Linked DNA regions of Homo sapiens: region 2 is linked to region 1. Evidence: chromatin loops called from intact Hi-C (ENCODE). Cell type or tissue: Calu3. All regions are shown on one strand. Links, peaks and the distances in the headings refer to the core of each region. The heading gives the core; the rest is flanking DNA. Region 1 has its middle 16 kb from the start of NFKBIZ. Region 2 holds the start of RDUR (RIG-I dependent antiviral response regulator RNA).

Evidence for each region. A loop is a pair of places that touch in the nucleus more often than their neighbours do. Peaks named below come from ENCODE experiments on the same cell type or tissue, not always from the same donor. Only the 100,000 strongest peaks of a DNase experiment are listed, where the experiment ranks them.
Region 2: it touches region 1 in a loop (5-fold over the local background); 15 of 110 quality-filtered maps call a loop at or near these places.

The regions. Positions count from the first base shown.
Region 1 is chr3:101,863,151-101,868,537 of GRCh38, forward strand. No RefSeq gene overlaps it. Among named protein-coding and RNA genes, the nearest start is that of NFKBIZ, 16 kb to the left of the region's middle. In Calu3, for the core only: no CTCF peak of the experiment used is centred there; a DNase peak (open chromatin) is centred at 3,181.
Region 2 is chr3:101,938,157-101,943,543 of GRCh38, forward strand. It overlaps RDUR (RIG-I dependent antiviral response regulator RNA), which reads left to right and starts at 2,703. Exons shown (of 4, transcript NR_026934.1): 1 at 2,703-2,869. In Calu3, for the core only: no CTCF peak of the experiment used is centred there; a DNase peak (open chromatin) is centred at 2,625.

The DNA.
Region 1 (5,387 bases), core at 202-5,201:
GTTGAATTTAATTTCAACACTTTGTAAAAATTTTTTTTCTTGGCATATTTTATTCTTCAGTGTATAAATATTTTTATTATCTACATACAGTTTATGACTTAATCCAGTACTTTTATGCTTCAAGCCTTTGGAGTCTGTGCAGACCCAGAAACATTGCATGGGTGGCACATTTCTAGGAGGGGTAAGATTGGTTGTTTTTGTTTGTGTGTGTGTTTGTTTTTTTTGAGACGGAGTCTCGCTCTGTCGCCCAGGCTGGAGTCAGTGGCAAGATCTTGGCCCACTGCGGCCTCCACCTCCCAGGTTCAAGCAATTCTTGTGCCTCAGCCTCCTGAGTAGCTGAAATTACAGGCACGCACCACCACACCTGGCTAATGTTTTTGTATTTTTAATAGAGATGGGGTTTCACCATGTTGGCCAGGCTGGTCTCGAACTTCTGGTCTCAACTGATCTGCCCACCTCAGCCTCCCAAAGTGCTGGGATTACAGGCATGAGCCATCACGCCCAGCTGATTGTAGATTCCTCTCAAAATGTGTCTTGCTTTTTCCTTTGTACTCCTTGTCCTCTGGCCTGTTGTCCCTGCTCTCTCCATCACACCATTCCCCTTGCCTGTCAGCTCAAGAGGGTTTGGGGGTGAGATAGTGCAGCTGCTGAGTGCCCTAGGTTCAAAGTTTCAGTCTTTGGTCGACATTAGTATCTTATGTGAAGCTTGTTAAACATGCAAATACTTAGGCCCCACCCCAGGTTTCCTGAATCAGAATCTCCAGGATTTTCAGGGCTTCTGGCAGATTATATGTGGTGATTCTAATGCAGTTTTAGTCTAAATTAATTAGGAAATGCAGACTTTGGAGAGTAGCTGTGGTTGGGCAGTAGCCATATGGTGGTAACAGAATGGGTTTCTGGAATGCGTATGGGGATGAAGTGGCAACTGATGAAGATGTGCAGTGTGCCAGGCACGTTGGATCCTATGGTATAGAAACTAGCTTTGAAGATACAATCATGAGTCACCTTATTTTTTTTTCCTGCTTTCAGAAATCACTTTTCTAAGGTGATTCTGGTGTTTAAGTTTCTCAAGTATATTAGTTTCCTAGGACTGTCTAACAAATAACCACAAACTTGGTGGCTTAACTCGGAGAAATTCATTTTGTCATAGTTCTGGAGGCCAGAATTCTGAAACCAAGGTGTTGGCAGAACCATGTGCCCTCCAAAGGCTCTAGGTGGAATTCATGCCTTCTATTCCAGCTTCTAGTGACTCCAGGTGTTCCCTGCCTTGTGGCAATATAACTCCAGTGTCTGCTCCATCTCCACATGGCCTTCTCCTCCCTGTGCCTCCTCTCTGTATATCTCTTACAAGGACTCTTACCACTGAATTTAGGGGCCACCTGAGTAATCCAGGATGACCTCATCTCAATTTTATTTATTTATTTATTTTTGAGGGGGAGTGTGCAATGGTGCCATCTTGGCTCACTACAACCTCCACCTCCTGGATTCAAGTAGCCTCCCGAGTAGCTGGGATTACAGGCATGCACCACCACACCTGGCTACACACCTGGCTAATTTTGTATTTTTAATAGGGACGGGGTTTCACCATGTTGGTCAGGCTGGTCTCGAACTCCTGGCCTCAGATTATCCGCCCACTTTGGCCTCCCAAAGTGCTGGGATTACAGGTGTAAGCCACGGCACCTGACCTTTTTTTTTTTTTTTTTTTTTTGAGACGGAGTCTAACTCTGTCACCGAGGCTGGAGTACAGTGGCACGATCTCAGTTCACTGCAACCTCTGCCTCCCAGGTTCAAGCAATCCTCCTGCCTCAGCCTCCCAAGTTGCTGGGATTACAAGCGTGCTCCACCATGTCCAGCTAATTTTTGTATTTTTAGTAAAGACGAGGTTTCATCATTTTGGCCATGACGGTCTCGAACTCCTGACCTCAAGTGATCTGTCTGCCTCGGCCTCCCAAAGTTCTGGGATTATAGGCATGAGCCACCACGCCCGGCCTCAGTATTCTAAATTGTACAAAGACTTTTTTTCCAAATGAGGTCACATTCACAGGTTCTGAGGATTAGGATGTGGACATATCTTTGGGCAGCCTTAACTTAAAACTTACTACACCAGGAAAGAGGATTTATAATAATTTCTGTTATCATTATTTCTCTTAAAAAATGAGTAAGATTAATATTTCCTTTTTTAAAAAATCATTTTATCATGGTAAGAACATTCTATTTTCTTACGAAATTGTAAAGTGTACAATAATAGGGACAATGTTGTACAATAGATCTCTAGAACTTATGAATATTTCTTTCTGAGCAATCCTATAGCCTGTCTTCAGAATCTATGGTATCTTTTACATATTATTATTGATCTAATGTATGGTAAAATATCTCTATTTCATTTATTAGCTATAATACTAAACATTGACCAGGCAACTCATTTACCATTGATAAACTTTAAGAGAAACAAAAATATTTATTGAGCTGTAACTCAAAAATTATGATAATGATTAAAAGAGCTTTAAGTATCCTAAACTTCCAACAAAGCTTTTATAATTGTCTCTTGTCATTTTGCTCCCTGGTACACATGTGAATGAATCTGCTGCTCTTCACCTTGGATCACACTACCTAGAGCTGTGTGAGAAGCAACATGATCCCAAATCAAATTAAAATCCTATGCTTTACGGCATCTGATCTTGGAATGATAACAGTAGAGGAGTTAGTCACTGAAAACTGCAAATGTTTAAAAGTCAAGGGTCAAATCCAGTTTCATACAATAACAATTGATTCCACTTTGCTAAAACTCAATTGAAATAGACTGTTTTAACTCTAGATATTATCTTTTTAAGTGATAGGATTCTGGCTTTTGCTCCAGAAATAAAGATTTCAGCAGCTCTGGGAACTTGGTAGTTGGATCCAGCATGTGTTTACCTGTTGGATCAGCATAGTTCCTGTAGGCTTGACAATCGGGACAAATTTCAGATTGTGAAACAACACTAGATTCCTTAGCTTAATTGATCTGGGGTTTAAGTTTCAAATTACTATTTATTTTTATTAACTCAATTCATGGTATCTTAATTCACATGGCCTGCTCTCCCTATTTGCAGCCAAACATCTCTCAGGTAGTACTTTAATTTCAAGTGATTGTGTAAGACTGTAGGGTACTTCCTGATTGGCCTTCGTGGAAGCCCCAGGTGTCGACTGGTCTGGAGGCGAACTGCTATTTTCTTCCAGCACTCTAGGGTTAGTTTTGGTGTTTGCCTCAGTGGGAGTGTGTCCAGTGAGAGTCTGCTTTTCTGAATTGGTGCCAGAGGTGTTTTTTTTTTTACATTAGATATCATTTTTCTTTTGTCTTTAAAAAAGGTATCCTTTTCTTTTTGCTCCCAAGAAGTATTCCTTCCAGAATATTTTAAAATTTTCAAAAAATTCTCCTTTTTAGGCTCTCACAGATATGGAAGAATTGGTCGTCTTCAGGATAGCAATTTTGTCTGGTGTAACTTCTTACACCAGGAAATTCAAAATATATCATTTGGGATATATTTGAATATATCCCAATATATATTTTGAAAAATATATCAAAGGAAAATTCAAAATATATCATTTGGGAAAACAAGTAAGCATTTGGATGGTGCCTCTACTCAAAATATTCCTGGAAAATTTTTTTAAAGATAAATTTTTAGCCAGGTGTGGTGGCACATGCCTGTAGTGTCTGCTACTTGGAGGCTGAGGTGGGAGGACTGTTTGGGCCTCCAGTGTTCCGGGCTGCAGTGAGCCATCCATGATCCTGCCAATGTGGTGTAATAAGAAGATGTATAGACAGAAGTTTAATTTACACAGGTTATTAATTTCTATACACATTCTAATCATACAGGCTAATGAGGTACGTCATTTAAAGTGCAGGATTTATAGACAGCTGACAAGTTTTTCTTTTATGACATTATTCTATTTCCCTATCTATATAAATCAATCAGTTTTGTTTCTTCCCTCAGCTAAAGTTATATCAAATTTGTTATCAAGGTCAAAATGTCTATTAATCAGTTAATAGGGTAGCTAAAAAAAGTCTGTTAATTTTTTTTTTTTCTATTTTCTCCGCCACCACCCACATCTAGGTTTTCAAGGCTTTATTCTTGGATTACCACAATAGACAGGAACCTGACTTTTTATTACGGAAACATTCAAACACACATACAAGTAGGCAGAATAGTATATTGAACACATACATCTATCATGAAACTTCATCAATTATAAACATTTTGCCATTTTTGTTTCCTCTTGCCCCCATATTTTGTTCTAGAATAAGTTAAAGCCCACTCCAAGCATTATAGATTGTCAGTAAGAGTCGCTAACAGATAAGTAACTTGTGTCCCCAGTAAATAGCTTTCTAATTATTCTTCCTCCAATCTTCCTGCTTTTCTTACCAATCCCAAAATTTCCACTACTTGGCATACTGTTAAAGAAACAGAGAAAGTTTTTCAAAGGCTCAATGCTGCCTGTTGAATCAGATGCAAACTCTTGTCCTGGTTTACAAAGCTATGTTGACCTTAGCTTGACCCTGCCTGTCTAATCTCATCTCATTTTTCCCCAGTGGGCTATCAGGTGGGTCTCTTCACTGTATCAGCTGATGCTCTGTTTATTCCTGTCTCTTGTCAAGTCCTCACCTCCCCAAATTCTGTGCATCCTAGAAAGCCCTGCTTGGGTGCCACTTTCTCTATTAAGCTTTTTCCAGCTCTTACTGACTGCTCCTTTCCCTGACCTCCTGGGATTAAAACACAATTCCTCTAACTTTCATATCTGGTATTTTCTGTCATATTCCAGACTTAATTATTGCAATCAGGAAAGTGAGCTCTGAATCTGAATTTTCTCTTCCTTGCTTCCTTTTTTCCTTTCTTCCAACCCTTCTCTCTCCTCTCTCCTTCCTTCCTTCCTTCTCTTTCTTTCCTTTCTTTCTGCTCCCCTGTCCCCCTCCCCCTCCCCTTCTTCCCTCCCTCTCCCCTCCCCTCTCTTTGTCACACTCTATCATCCAGGCTGGAGTGCAGTGCATGATCATAGCTCACTGCAGCTTTGACCTCCCGGGGTCAAGTGATTCTCCCTCCTCAGCCTCCTGAGTAGCTGGGACTACAGGTGCACACTACCATGCCCGGCTAATTTATTCTTGTTGTAAAGATGGGGGTCTCACTATATTGCCCAGGCCAGACTCCTGGCCTCAACCAATGCTCCCTTTTCAGCCTCCCAAAGTGCTGAGATTACAGGTGTGTGCCACTGCAGCATTTACTTTTTAAATACAACTTTAAAATGTCTGGGTGAGTGGTATTTTTGAGGACACGAAGAAGGTGAGTGGTGCTGGATAGAATCTAGCATTGGAATCGTAGGCAGAATTCTAAGATGGTCCTAGGGCTATCTTTGCC
Region 2 (5,387 bases), core at 309-5,308, 75 kb after region 1:
GGAAATACATGCTATAGAGAGTAGCCCTGAGAAATTGTTGAAGTTTGATAATGTTGCAAAACTGAATTTCTATTTGTGACCAACATAAACATTTTTCTTCCCTTTAGAATATGAGCTCCAGTCTTTTGGAGAAAATCTTTTTCTCTTCCTGATATTGGCTATTCATTTTATGTTTTACTGAGAATGAGGACAGTCCACGTGAATTCTCTCAATATCTCTTGAAGGGTTACCCTCTTTTCCTTTTTTCTACCTCAGCACAAGGTAACTTGCTTTTTTCCTTGCCAAGAACACTGCTCTTAATTCTATTACTGCTCACCTCCTCTCAGTTTTGCTCCATCCTTTAAGCCCTATCTTTCTTCCATCTTCAATCTCCAATCTCTCCTCCTCTGCCACAAATATGGCCAGCCCTCTGTATCCTAAAATAACCCCCCTCTGACCCTGCTGCTGTAGCAGGTTACTGCCTTATCTTTCTTCCGTTTATTACCACACTTCTTCTAAAAGAATACAAATTCTGCTTTCACTTCCTGCTTATACATTCACTTCTTAACCCCTTGTAATATGGTTTCTACCTTTACCCCTCTATGAAACCACCTTCTGGAAAATCACTGAGAGTTTAGTTTCATATCCAACAAATCTAATGGACTTGTCTCAGTCCTCATTCTCCCTGTTGTCTCTGCAGAAATTTCAGTTTGTTGAATGTTCTCCTTCTATAGCCTCTGTGATACCATAGCCTGCTGGTTCTTTTATCTTTCTGGAAACTTCTCTTCCACCTCCTTCACTAGCTGCTTTTTCTTTCTACTGCTCCATAAATAAAATAAAATCTTCTCCACATTCTTTGCCTCATGTGACTTCTTATCTACTCACATTGCTTTACACATGAATTTCTTCAATCTTTTTTCCCTTCATCTCAAAATCTTTCTCCTGATGATTCTAAAATCTAGCAATTTCCAATTGCTGTTAAGACTTTCTTACTTAGGTAACCAGCCAGGATTTTAAACTCAGTGTATCTAAAATGAAGCCCATTAACTTATGTTCATCAAACTCCAAACTCCAACTGATTGTCTCTATTTTGTTTTTATAAATGACACCACTATTAATGAATCATCTTTCACAACTCACAAGTAATTTTTTATTCGTCCTTACTTCTCACACCCTGTGCCTACTAAATTATGGAGTAAGGAAGATTCTATAGGCTTTGTGGTACACAGGGTGGGAAGAGCATCTATTTTGCTGTCAGATAAGTCTGAGTTCAGATCATGGTTTTGCTACTTACTACCCTTTTGGTCTTGAGCCAGTTAGTTAAGCTCACCAGAGTCTTGATATCCTTATGTATAAAGCAGGGAATATAACATTCCCTACCTAGCCAATTGAGAGGATTGGATGAGAGCTGCACATTTTATGTGGAGTCCTAAATAAATACTGATCTCATTCTTTTCCCTAATCGTGGTTATGCCTCTCATACTCACTTTTCTTTTCCATTAAATGGAATAATATGCATCAAGGACCTCATGCAGTTCCTGAAATGCAGATGCTCATTCCACGTTTTTTTTCTCCTTTCTTCCTTCCGTTGTGGCCTGCTCAGTTCAGGACTGTGTTGCTTCTTGTCTGGACAATTGTTGCGGCTCCCGACATGGCTCTTGCTCCTGCTTCAGACATTTGGATTCACCGCATTCACTGCTGGTTGGTTTTTCTTCCTCATGTGTGCTCTGATTAGGACACCCTTCTGCTCAGAAGACTTCACTTATTCATCATTTCCAAGAAAATGAAGTAGGAAAACATGTGGACCAAGTTATCTTAGAGACATATGTGCCATGACTTTCTTACATGTGAGGTCTATTTTGGCCAAGTGGTACCATTCACTGTTCCTTCAACATGTCCTTACTTTTCTATTCTATTAACTTTCCTCCTGGGTCTAGGATTGACAACGATGCAGTCTCAATCTTTGAAATCTATTTCTACCATGATGCTTTCCCTGATTCTTTAAACATATGGGATTTCTCTCTGCTTTGGCCCCCAAAAGACTTTGCACCTCTCATGTTCACCTTAGTTCTCATTTTAGTGGTTATTTATTTACTTGTTCACACTTACCCATTCCTCCCTTCATGATACAATAAGGTTTTGAGCCTGTGTCTAATTAATATATCTATATTTTTAAGTAGCTAGTCTTGCAGGCCCTGAAAACCTTTTGGTTCAATTAAAATAGTTTAACTTTGATATACAGACCTATGCTTGAAAGTGAAAGTCTTATAGACAACAGAACCACTGTTTATGAGAAGAGAAAGAGAAAAGATAAGAGGAATAATAAGAAAAAAGGGCAGCTTCCTTGGGTTATGAGGTAATTATTGGAATTCGGTCAGAAAAGTAAGAAATAGAAATAAGTACGTGTCCCAAGAGAAGCAGCAATACCTAGGATTATGCTGACAGAGTGAGGGGGATTTAAAAGCAGTCTCCATTCTAATGCTTTTTAAATTCTCGGCATAGTGTAATGATTACTATTCCAAAACAGAAGATATGTTGGCAAACTGCCCTGTATTTGAAAATAGAGGAAATGCCCTGGAAAGAATGAGATGTGGTAAAGAGAGGAAATGACAATGTACTGAAAAGACTGGGCTGTAAGTCATCACAGCGGCGCCCTGAAACCCGATATGTCAGGCAAGCTGGTGGGATCCTGGGATCCCTCATGTAACGGCACTCATTCTGACAGAAGCAGAGATAAAACAGACTAAGTACACAGAGGAGTTTAAGGTTTCGTGAATGTAAGTGCTGAGTACAGAATGGTGCTCAATAAAAGCTTGTTAATTGATGGACCACAGGTTTGTGACAAGACTTCTCAGAGTCTGATTCTTTCAAGGTGGGATATAAGAGTAAGGTAAGCACCTCAGAAAATGCCTGGGGCAGGTCACTCAGTGTTGCTGGGACTGATGGTGTTGGCTTGGCTTGACTAGGATTTAATAATACAGATGTGCCTCAACTTATGAAGGAGTTAAGTCCCGATAAACCCATAGCAAACTTGAAATACCATGAGTTCAAAATGCATTTAATACACCTAACTGACTGAACATTATCGATTAGCCTGGCCTACCTTACTCATGCTCTGAACACTTACATTAGCCTACAGTTGGGCAAAATAATCTAACACAAAGCCTATTTTATAATAAAGTATTGAATATTACATGTACTTTATTGACTACTGCACTGAAAGTGAAAAACAGAATGATTGCATAGGTATGCAATCATTGAAGTATGGTTTCTACTGAACGCATGTTGCTTTCACACCATTGTTAAGTCGAACTAACACAAATCTTGGACGGTTTGTAGTCATATCTTACCCTTACATAAGCCACTTATTTCACAAACTTAAATCATAAGTAAGAACTTGGATATCATCCAAGAAGGCCTTTGAGTAGCCAAATTAAGTCCGATTAAAAAAGTTCTTTAAGATGAAAAATAGCAGTTTAACCCTGACCAGTCGTTTCTTCTGGTTAAGACAGCACACATCTATATGGTTGACAAAGTTTCATTTCATTATAAACTTGTCTAAAAAGAATAGTATTCAAAACACATTTTTAAGCATAACATAGAGCATTTACTGCTCCATTAGACACACTTTGAAAATCAGAAGGCAATCTCTGAGATGGTGTGGTTTTGGTGAATTCTGCTTAAGTTGCTTGGCATTCAGGTTTTGTGAGGGCTTGGGCTGTGATCGTCATCCCTCCAACAGCTTTGTGTGTCTGAGATTGAATATATACCCATAACTCAGGGAAAATTTGTTTACTCATCATTTTATCATCAAATACACCATTATAAGTTTAGCAAGCAAAGACCAAGAAAAAGGTTAAATTAATATTGATGTTTTAATTTAAATGCAAGATAAAAAAAATCTGGTTAACTTTATTCTCCTAAACAGTTGTTGATGCTTTTTGAACTCTAAAAATGAATTATTTGAAATGATGCCTTTAAAGCTTTCCTTTCTCTATTTCACTTTAGTTTCTACAAGTATATAGGCTTCTCTTTCTAAGAAGATTCAGAAATTATCTTTGAGGAAAACTTCAAGAAATTTCTTTTTGGCCTCTTAAACTGGGCTTTTCATTGAATTCTGGTGCTCTTTGTTAAAATTTGCATGATTGGTTTTTAAATAATTCTGCTAGCATCGTGGTCTCATACAATTATTATTCCAGGATTAACGAGAGTCACAAAACTTTTATTAAATATCCAAAATACTAAGAAAATCACTTTCAATCAGCATGTGAGAACAGCCTATGATTGCCTTCTGCTGATTTACTGCTTGTTTGGCATGTTTGGCAGGATATTGCAATCTTGCTTTCCACTACCAGGTTCATGTGGGAAAACTTAGGAACTGCTCCATAACTGTCACATCTGTCGCCGATTTCAGATTTTTCTGAATTTCCCTCATTATCTTCTGTATTTTCACTGGTTTCAAGTTTGCTCATCAAACTTCCTGTTTTTAACCACTGATCCATGCTCCCAGTTGAAAATGTAATTTGAAACTATTCACATAAAAAAGTTAAATGCAGTATAACTTTACAACATTAAAAAAACCTCAGAATTTGGGCTTATTTTGTGTTATGGAAGAATTCACTGTGTTTAGAGAATTAAGCATAAGTATGTATTTGTAACAAAAAGTATCTGGTCTCATAAACTGCAGTGATAATTTAACTGATCTGTGGGAATTGGGTGTGTGTCCATGCAAAAGTTTAAAAAAAACTCACTGTTTTTTTTTTAAATTGTATTTTATTTTTACATTAACAGATAAAATCCCAACTTTTTTATTTTATTTATTTATTTATTTATTTATTTTAGATGTGGTCTGTCTCTGTTGCCCAGGCTGGCCTCGAACTCCTGGGCTTAAACAATCCTGCCTTTCTCCTGAGTAGCAGGGACTACAGGTGTGGCCATGGCCATGTTTTTATTAATAACTACACCATTGATCTTAATGAGACAGATGAGACAGACTCATTAAAAGAAACCCAACTGTAAAGTCTCTGTGGAATTGCCCAGAGATTATGTAACCTGATAGACTAGCACTCTTCCTGCCAGGTAGTGATATTACCATAACCTATTCTCGTAGATATGTTTTCAGGTTTTCTTACTGTAAGAGTCATGTTTATACTATATGATGTGGTCCACTGTGATTGGAGCAGAGGTGATAACTTGATTGGCCTGGATCAATCAGATACTCTTCTATAATTAGGGAATTGGAACTAAAACCTTCTAGTTTAGTCTAGTTACATTTTATGGTAGTCAGAATGCTAAGATGTCCCTAATCTCACTGTAGCTGGATATGATGCTAACCTGCAGCTACTTTAGAAAAGAAATATTGGTGGATAACACTCCTTTAATACCCTCTGAGACATGCAGAAAAATCT